Regions from separate parts of the Homo sapiens genome. Here region 2 is linked to region 1. Evidence: chromatin contacts called from ENCODE Hi-C data. All regions are on one chromosome and are shown on one strand. The core of a region is the stretch at or near the end of the contact, and the rest is flanking DNA. Distances in the headings are between cores, read along the strand shown.

Region 1 (4,778 bases), core at 1,556-4,055:
TGGAAGGTAAGCTCCATGAGAGCAGAGATTTGGTGTGTTTTCTTCACAGCTGCATCTCCAATGTCTAGAATAACTCAGGCATACAGTAGTTATTCAGTAGATATTTTTGAACTACTAAATGAAAAATCCATTTTATTAGTTTTCATTGCTTTTCCTATTATTATATAACAAAATATTTACAGTTTCTATGAAGGTTTGGAAAAAATGTTTCTCTCTCTCTCTCTCTCCCCCTCCCTCCCTCTCTCTCTTCCTCCCTCTCTGTCTCCCTCCCTCTCTCTCTCTCTCCCTCCCTCCCTCCCTCTCTCTCTCTGTGTGTGTGTCTGTGTGTGTGTGTGTGTGTGTGTGTGTATTTCTTTCCCAAGAGCCCAAGGAAGTCACTGAAAGCTAGATATAGCAAAATGGTAGCTCAACACCAGATGCAATTATTTAATAATAAACTCTAAATTTGTTTGCCCCCTTAATAAAACTCTATATTCCAATATTCAAAATTATTAAACAAAGTAAGGAAATTGTTGTTTATTTCAAAGATTTTTGTATGCTGCAGATATCACAGGTTCCCTTTAAATATTTATATTAAAATATGGTTCAACCCATAAAGCCATAGGAATATGTCTGTTTTGCCAAGTAAGGTAGCTCATCTGTATCTCTTATGAGAATTTTAATAAAACAAGTATTAAGGCTTCTTTCAGACAGTTCCAACAGCATGATTCTAATTTTTGGTGTCCTTTAAAATATCAAATTACTCCTGGCTATGCTTCCTTACAGACCACCAAAGACAATGGAACTTAGCCAGCTGACAAGGATATTTATAATCAATCATGGCACCCTCCAACAGTTCCCTCTCTCACACCTATTGGTCTAAGAGAGTTTGTCTGAGAGAATCAGGTGACATTGGATAGTTCAGAGCAAATCCAAGAACCCACCTGGGAAATTGAGCCAATCCACAGGTCTCTCAAAAAGCATTCATTTATGCTTCATTAAGCATTCATTATGACCAAGAATTTGTGGGTTCCTATCACTTGTCAGGCACTACCACATCATTAATATTGCGGAGTCCAAGAGTTATATTTGCTATTATCATACAAAGTCTGAACATCTCAACCAGCTGAGGTATTAAGTTCAAACTCTGAAGCAGTAAATAGCGGCACAGTGATTTGGCAAGTCTTAAAATGGCTCTGTGAACCTTTCAGTTGAGTGCAAACACCTGGTATCAAGGTTCTCCTTCATCTTGAGACCCAACAACCCTCCTCCCCATACTGTACCCCAGGCCCCTTTCACTCCACCACTGCAAACTCTCACTCTCTGGCAAACAGCCCAGCCTCACTCCTGGCTCTGGAGGCTGGCTTTTGTTCTGACTTCTGCCTCAATCTAGAAGACCCTCCACTTCCTCTGTGTCCATCCAAATCCTACTTTTCTTCAGGGCTCCGCCACTCTGACTGTGTTCCCCCCATCAAATGTAGGGCACTCCAACAGCCCTGATCCCAAGTGTGAAGCTGTGGCCTCAGCTGGACATCCTGTCTGGTCTTGGTTAGCGGAAAGGCAACAGAATGAATGTCCACTCCAGGTAAGAAACCTCTTCATTTTATAGACCAAGAAACTAAGATATAGAATGATTGAGTGACTCTTTCTAAGAAACAAAGTGGTTAGCGTGCTAGAAATAGGAAGTTGGTGGGCATAGTGAAAAACATTTGTTTCTCTAAAGGGAGAAACATCTGAATGTAAATCCCGCATTGACAACTTACTAGCCGAGGAAATTCAGGGAAGTTACTCACCTTCCTCAATCACTGCTCCCATACTATAAATTGACAAGGATAATATCTTCTTTGCAATATTGTTGTGAAGATAAGATATAAAGAGATAAAATATCTGACTCATACTAAGTGTAACTGTGGGAACCCACTTCTTTCTTAATTTTACTACCCTGCTTCTCTACAAGACTGTAATCTGCTTGAAAACAGGATCTATGTTGATCCTACATTCTATAGTCCCCTACGTTCTCCATAACAGCCAACACACAGTGCACAGCATAAAGTGGGAGCTTCAGAAATACTGTTTTTTCCTTTTTCTTTTTTTGAGACAGGGTCTTGCTCTGTCACCCAGGCTGGAGTGCAGTGGCACGATCACAGTCCATTGCAGCCTCACCCTCCTCTGGGGCTAAAGCAATCCTCCCACTTCACCCTCCTGAGTCGCTGGGACTACAGGCACATGCCACTACACCCAGCTGATTTTTGTATTTTTTGTAGAGATGGGGTTTTGCCATGTTGCCCAGGCTGGTCTCAAATTCCTGGGCTCAAGCAATCCTCCTGCCTCGGCCTCCCAAAATGCTCTGATTACAGGTGTAAGCCTCCATGCTCAGCCCAAAAAACACTTTTTTAAATGAAAAAGCTTGTTTTCCGGAAGGACAACATTCACTTAAATGAATGTTCTCTCAAAGAACAACTATGACTTAAATAAACAATGAATTTAAGTCTATTATCTTGTTTTTTCCATTTTTATTGCTCTATCATACACTTATCTTTTATATACATTCTCTTATATGACAAATTATTGTGTAAACAAATAAAATGTTAGTAATGAATGAGACTTCTACCCTATAAGAGGGTAGTATTCTTGGATAAAATGTAGGAGCTTATATAGTTTTAATCCATGACAAATAATTAAGTGCTTCCCAATGCTAATTTTTATTTTAGTACTAAAACTCCAAATATCAGAGCCGAAAAGATTTCCAGAATCATGCCAAAGGGTAGCTCCTAAGTTTACTCTGGCGCAATGCCACTTACAGGGTGAGAAAAAGTTCATGATTTCCCATTGTGTGAATCACGTGTACAAAGTCCTTTTGTCCAAGTGGCCTTGTCATGTGAGACCGCTAAGTATCTTTCACTTGGCCTTCCAATCACGTCCAAAGTGTCATACCCCCAGAAGCAATTTGATGTATGAATAATGGAAGCCTGAACTGAAGCTCAACAGTTTGTAAGAATTGTACTGTGCCTAGTGAACCAAATGCAGACCTCTCCAAAGCTCGCTCAGAACATTTACAAGATGAGGAAAATTCAAATTAAGAGTCAAAGGCATTTCAGGGCTGAGAGGTAAAAATAGAATACTGGTCAGGTTATTGGAGGACAAAGAACAAAAAGTTTATTTTGTTTGAGAACAGAATTGGAATTAGAATGGAGTTCATCTCATTTTAGGACTTGCTCATTTTACCAAAAAGAAGTAAAAGCAAACAAAAATTTATTAGAGAGTAGAAGGTAAAAGAATTGGGATTTGATTTCTCACATGGCATGGGAATAAAAATGTGCAAGATTTTTCCTGTTTTGAAAAATTATCAAAGGGTTATTTAGTGGGAATCTATGTTTTAAATTTCTGCTTTAAACTACATCACTTTAACCTTCTAAGCCTACCCGATTCCCCTGTAGCTGTGGAATCACATGAACCCACAAAGGCCTGTGTCTACTTGTTTTACTCTGCAGATTCTCAATCAGCCTTCATGAATGCTTGTTTTGACACTTTCCTTTTAGCAATTCTGTGTGCACTTCCCTAGCTCCTTTCGTCCACTAACAAATCTTCATTAGACTTCGTTAGACCTAAGCTTTTCAGCCACTTAAATGCGGAAAACTACATATTTTAGAATATTATCTAGGTCATCTACCTGCCAGAATTACATGGTAAATTTCTCAATAAAAGATACAATTCGACATACCTCAAGCATGTATATGTGTTAAAGTGATATTCTTCTAAGGAAAATATTAGCAGGCATCTATACGGTTGTTGGGGGAGGGGAAGAGTTCTATTTTTCTTTAAGAATTTCTTGAGAAGGAGCCATATTCCGAGTCCTTATTACACTCTCCAACAGAAATAGGTGAGATAAAAAGAAATTGTGAGCAGATGAGATATCCCTCCAATGATGTTAATTATGGAAGTTATTTCTGGGGCCTCTTATGAAATCTTTTCACTTGATTTCCTGGCTAACAGAGTGGCTAGATCTAAGGCTACTTTATGAGCTGAGTGAAAGAAACACAGCACAGGTCTTCCAGAAATCTCTAGAAGGGCCCCAAACATTCCTAATCATCTAGTCCTGTCCCATTACCCAGGAGGTTTCAGGGAACCCAGATCCTCTTTAGAGGTGCCCTTGGGAATATTGGTCTTATTGATTTAAAAATGATGGCGCTGTGGCCGGGCACAGTGGCTCACACCTGTAATCCCAGCGCTTTGGGAGGGCGAGGTGGGCAGATCACTTGAGGTCAGGAGTTCAAGACCACCCTGGCCAACATGGTGAAACCTGTCTCTACATCTCTACCAAAAAATACAAAAATCAGCCCGGTGTAGTGGCAAACACCTGTAATCTTAGCTACTTGGGAAGCTGAAGCAGGAGAATCACTTGAACCCTGAAGGCAGAGGCTGCAGTGAGCCGAGATCAGGCCACTACACTCCAGCCTGGGTGACAGAGTGAGACTTCATCTCAAAAACAAGAAAAAAAAAAAGATGGTACTGGAATTTCTAAAGAGAGCAGTGATGTGGATGGAGAAAGTGATGCTTTTTGAGGCTGCATATATTGTCAAAGAAGATTGAGGAAGCATCACTGGACCATCTCAAAGAATGATGTTTGAGAAGCTTATGCATATTATGGGGAGGGGACACAGAGACCCTGGTATCTCCCACTGGCTTCATTCTTCTTTACCTATTTCTCCTTGATAATAAACTTCCCACCTCTCTGACAGTCAGACTGAAAAACGTACTTCACCACAGTTTGAAGAACAGATCATGCTGTATTATCAAAA
Region 2 (5,377 bases), core at 1,677-4,176, 34 kb before region 1:
GTTTGTTCTCTAATGTGTGGAACTTTGTTGAAATGTATAATATTTGTATGTTCTCACCATTGTCATACAAGCAAATGGCATGCTTTTGAGAATGTAGATCTCCTCAGATGTTTCCTGGCTAGTACAGGATGTACTTTCATTTGGAAGGTTGGCTGTCTGGAGCCCTAACTTGGGTTCACTTGCACCTTGCAGGGTTGAAATGATTTTAGGTGAAAGGTGGCCACCGTCTCTAACAGGAACAGTTCTTTCCACTTTTAGCAAGAGTGCCCACTAATGTAAAAGTAAATCAGGGAGACTAAAATCAAAAGGAATTAATTGTCACCAACAATTCCATTTGCATTTATTTATTCATAATTAGTATTTACTGGAAGTGGCAGCTTATGCTCATTTTCTCTGGATCATTAAAATGTACTCATCTGAGCCATAAACAAAGCCAGCAATGCCCAGGAATCAACTGGAACAATTCAGTTAGTGATAATTGCATCACAGCTCCCCTGTAGCATCTCGCAAAGGTTCATTTGATTACAGTTACTAATGGCAATCCTGGCACATGGAGGGTATTTATTAGACTAGTGGTTCTTGGGTTTCTAGCCTTAGATTTGAGGGGGAAAGGACACTGCTCTGCAACTGCTCTCCCTCAAAAGCATTTCAACACCTTGCCTAAACTGGTGAGAATACAGTAATATAATAGTGGTAAAATGATTAGAAATTGATTTTGCCTTACGGTTCACGGAATTGACTCATGGCATCAGGGCCTTGATAGAAGATGCCGGATTTTGACAAGGAGAGAGAAGACATTGCAGGGTATTGAGGAATGAGGGAAAAGGTAGAGTAATAATGGTAAGAGAAGCAAATTGCCTGGGATTTGAAAGCATGGGATGAAATAAGCAGTTATTTATATGTCTAGAAAATATATTATTACTGTCCAATTTTAAGCACGAATGCTTTAAACTTTAAGGAACTGGTCTTACCTGAGTCCCATAAATTATATTTTGAGAGCCATTTATCAGATAATCGATAAATGAAAACAAAATCAAACAACTCAAATGAGGCAAGAAAGAGAGCTGAAGGAATGGGTAAGACACAGTCAAGAGCATGTTTTGGAGAGTGCCAGCCCCCAAAGGCTGGGCTTGTGGTTCTTCTTAGAGATGAACAATCTTGAATCTTCTATTTCAGATTCTTGGCTGGAAACACCTTATCTTAGAGTCCCTCAGGTTCAGACCTGACCTAAGACACATGTTATTTCTTTACAACCACTGAGTCTGTTAGTGTTGTACACATATTAAATGCTTAATGGTTTGCTGAACAAATCTTCATAGATACTTCAACTCACCTATTTAAATAAAGCTGAACCTGAATGAAGAGATCTCCATGTCTGGATAAGGTCCATGGTTTGTTTCCAAAAGGGGCAAAAGTTGGATGCAGCCAGAGATTCTTTGTTGATTTGTTCATAGTTATCTATTTTTTGAAGGTTGGTTTGTTTGTTGTACTATGTTTTTTATACAGCTGAATTGATTGCAAAGGTAAAATAAGAATTTCCTTTCCCAGGGCTATATTCATTCTTCCCAACTGAGGTGGAAAATTCCAGTATTAGTTTTAGCAGTACTTGAACCATCTTCTCCCTAATATAGTGCTTCTAGGGAACATGGGGAAATTCTTAAGCCTGGGTAGCCAATATGAAAGATCCAGAAAGAATCAAATATAATGAGAATGTCTGAAAGAATTTGTTCTCTCAAGCAAACTGGTCTATCAGAAGGACTAATAGCTTGGGCCTATTTTGCTCACCATTTTAGAGGGGCTACTTAATCTCCTAGTGCCTGAGTTTCCTTGTCTGTAAGATAGGAATAATAGGCCAGGCATGGTGGCTCACGCCTGTAATCCCAGCACTTTGAGAGGCCGAGGGGGTGGATCACTTGAGGCCAGGAATTCCAGACTAGCCTGGCCAACATGGTGAAACCCTGTCTCTACTAAAAATACAATAATTAGGCAGGCAGGGTGGCACATGCCTGTAATCCCAGCTACTCAGGAGGGAGACTGAGGCAGAATAGCTTGAACCTGGGAGGCGGAGGTTGCAGTGAGCTGAGATCACACCACTGCACTCCAGCCTGGGTGACACAGCGAGACAAAAAAAATAAAAAATTAATAATAATAATAATAATAAAGAGTGTTGTGAGGATTCAATGAGTTACACATGTAAATACTTGGAAGCGTGCCTGGAACATAGTAAATTTTTGATTAATGCTAGTTTTCATTATTTTTCTTAATCTAATTTTTTCTGAACTTGTAAAATACATTTACACAATAGCAGTCACCTCTCCTGGGGGATTTAGAAATAGTACCCACTATTTATTGAGCATTTATTATGTTCCAGTCCTCTGGCACATGTCTACTTTGATCCTCACACTAATCCTATGAGAAAGTTATTATCATCAGTTTCGGTAAAGAAACTGAGGATCAGAGAAATAACTTGGCCATACCTAATAAGCAATGGAGCGGGGATTTGAACTCCCACCCTACTGGGCTAGTTCTCTAAGATCCTAAAGAAACTGCTTTGTATCCCAACATGAAACTGAACTCAGTTAAAAATAAGCACACGGGCTAAAGACCTCTTTTCCCTGACTTATCTCTCATAGCATAGATTGCTTGGTGCCTCTCAGAGAATTTCCGTTTAACACCCTGAGATTAGTTGGCCTTGTGGCTCTGATCAGTGGAGGTCTGTTTAACTCAAGTCACATGTGGGTATTTTCACTCCAATCATAACGTCAGTTCTAAATCTGTTGGTATGTCACAAAGGCACAAGTTAAAACCCAGGAAAAAACTTGAGCTGTTACTGTTCCCAAGTAGAAACATCCTTAGCAGCTTATCTGAACAGAAGGCCAATCTAAAACCTTGGAGGTTTGCCCAGCCCCGGTTTCCTGTCTAACTGAAAGCAGAGAGCCCAGACACAGAGCCAAGAAGTTCACGCTTGTGGGATCAGCAACCTAAATTTGAGAATTCGGATCAGTAAGACCAACTGCAGCCTGCAGCTAGAGCGGTGCTGGAGTCATGGGCCCGATGGTCCCAAGGGTGCAAGGAAAAACTTATGAGATGACTAAGGTAATTGTTAGGAATGAAATCAAAATACAACTAGGCAAACCAACTTCCCAACTGGCAGAGGAGAGAGAAATCTCCCTGGGATTATTTTTATAGATTAGTCTGCTATCTTTAGCTTCCAGAAATGATTTTTTGCTGTGTGTGATAATGCTGGTACTGACGTGTACCGAGCACTTACCACATTTGTGATACTGCGCTAAACACTTTACACACTTTACTTCAATCATGAGTGATTACAACTCAGGTATATGGACATGATTGAAAAGACTGGTACACAGCTTCAGAGTTTCCATAGAGGGTGTCGTTTTAGCAGAATCTTTACTAAAATGAGCCACCCCTGTCCTTAAGAGCTGTATCACCTCACCTGGCTACCCTGTTTTCTAGCACAAGGTCACCTTGAGTCAAGATGTTCAGTTTTGTTGTCACTGTGCCATGGCCATGACTGTGGGAATAACCCCATCTGCTTACCTTGGGAGATGGAAACTTTGACGAACTCAAGGTCCTTCCCCAGATACTTCCAGCTACTTCCCAGTGATGCCTCCTGCTCTGGCTACCCTAAACCTACAGTCAAACTATGTCTCTCTGCAGCTGAAAACCCCCCTTAATTGCAGTAAACAGGATAACATCTGTGGGAAGAAAGGCAACTATCTCTTCACATGTTGTTTTCTTAGAGGGGAAGCTTTCCTGGATAACCAAGAGACTTCATGTCTCATTGGCCAGCATTTGATCATGTACCCATTTCTAAATCCATCAATCACAGGAATGTGACTGCCGTGTTTATCTTGGACTAATTGGGATCTGCCCCTCAGCCGGGGATAGGGTCAACTTCCCCTGAATCAAGTGAATAGAGGTAGATCCCCGAATAAATCAGAGTTAAGAAGGAAGGGCTGGTGAGACTAGACACAGTAGAGCAGCCATCAGTGTCCTACGCAGGCCTCCGTATTTCACGGAGGTAGTTTCCCTCCCTCCCACCTCATGCCCCAGATGAAGTCTTATTTTCCCTTAAGTATTGCTACTCTAGGTCTGGGTCTTGCTGTTCCCCCAAAAGAAATATCCCTCTTCATATTCCCAACCACTCTTATATCTACCTTTATTACAACATTTACATATTTTTTCACGCCTATCTTCTTTTACACATATCTCTCCTAGTTAGACTATGAGATCATAGAGACCATGTGTTACTCATTTTTAAAATTTCCAGTACCTAGCATAATTCCTGGGATAAAGTAGGTGCCCAATAAATGTTGGATTGATATGATTTGTGAATTTAGTTTATGAAAGTCTATTTCAGCATTACTTAGAATTGGATAGAACAAGTTTGGTTTTAAAAGTGGGAGAAAAAGGAAGATGATAATATTGTTTCATAATCAATTTTTAACCTGCCTAATTCAAAAAAAAAAAAAAGGATGTAAGGGAGCAGGGGTGCTGTGTGTAATGTGCTGTGCTTAATGTTGCTTTTCTTTTATTTCCCACAGCACACAGGACACGGTGGGGATGCAGCATCTTGGACCTCATCCGCCTGTGCTCTAATTCAAAGACAAATATGTTTCCCAACTTGCCCAAGGCTCTGGCAGGGAAAACTCAGATCCCCAAACTCAGGTCGTTCTAGTGCAGCAATAACCAGCTGGGTTTTCAGCAACTTGGATGGAGCCATCTGTGTTCCCAGCCCACATAAAAATATGCACAAGAAGGGTGCAAATCAGCAAGTCCACAGCTTCCAGAGGCCCCAGCTGGGATGTGCCCTCCCTTTGGGGACTAATGAAAGGTAAATCCAGTGTCAAAAGACAGAGGGCCAGCAGCAAGACTATGGAGCTAAGTGAGTCCAGACTCTGGTCCCTTTTCTGACTTTGCCTGAAATAGAGCCCATCTGGCTCCCTGGCCACTGTGCTTGTGTGAAGGGCACTGCAGTGCATGCTGAATGCCTGGAAAATTACCAGAGGTCTCCTGCCTCTCTCTCTGGGGGCACCAGGAACTGGCCACATAGGAACTCTCTTCTCTGATGCTCTGCATTCCTCTGACTGCCTGGTCAACCCTTAAGCTTTCACATAATGAGCCTGGTGAGCCCAGGTGGTCAGGAATAGAGGGGCTTTTTGTGTCTTGGTCTTAAAGAAGGGAGCCCCTCAGATTTTCCCACATACTCCCCCTTCCTTTCCTACCACTCCACATCACAGAAGGGAATTTAGAGTCGTCTTGGCTCTCCGGCTAAGACAGAGGACAGTAGATTCCACATGAAAAGCCAAATTAAATGGGGGTGCTGTTACTCAGCCACCCAGGTGCAGATGGC

What was found. A loop is a pair of places that touch in the nucleus more often than their neighbours do. Pooled maps may share reads with other maps.
Region 2: a map of endothelial cell of umbilical vein shows a loop between it and region 1 (3-fold over the local background). The contact joins two enhancer-like sites. A Hi-C loop is called at or near these places in 5 of 168 maps with a recorded cell type or tissue (CD8-positive, alpha-beta T cell, Right ventricle myocardium inferior, cardiac septum and 2 more), 1 of 37 single-sample maps with no recorded cell type and 3 of 50 pooled maps.

What each region holds. Positions count from the first base shown.
Region 1 is chr1:184,327,611-184,332,388 of GRCh38, forward strand. No RefSeq gene overlaps it. Among named protein-coding and RNA genes, the nearest start is that of C1orf21-DT, 57 kb to the right of the region's middle. Within about 2 kb of position 2,806, at least 2 of the 41 ENCODE cell types and tissues checked have a DNase peak (open chromatin) inside an H3K27ac peak, as active enhancers do.
Region 2 is chr1:184,293,850-184,299,226 of GRCh38, forward strand. No RefSeq gene overlaps it. Among named protein-coding and RNA genes, the nearest start is that of C1orf21-DT, 90 kb to the right of the region's middle. Within about 2 kb of position 2,927, at least 24 of the 41 ENCODE cell types and tissues checked have a DNase peak (open chromatin) inside an H3K27ac peak, as active enhancers do.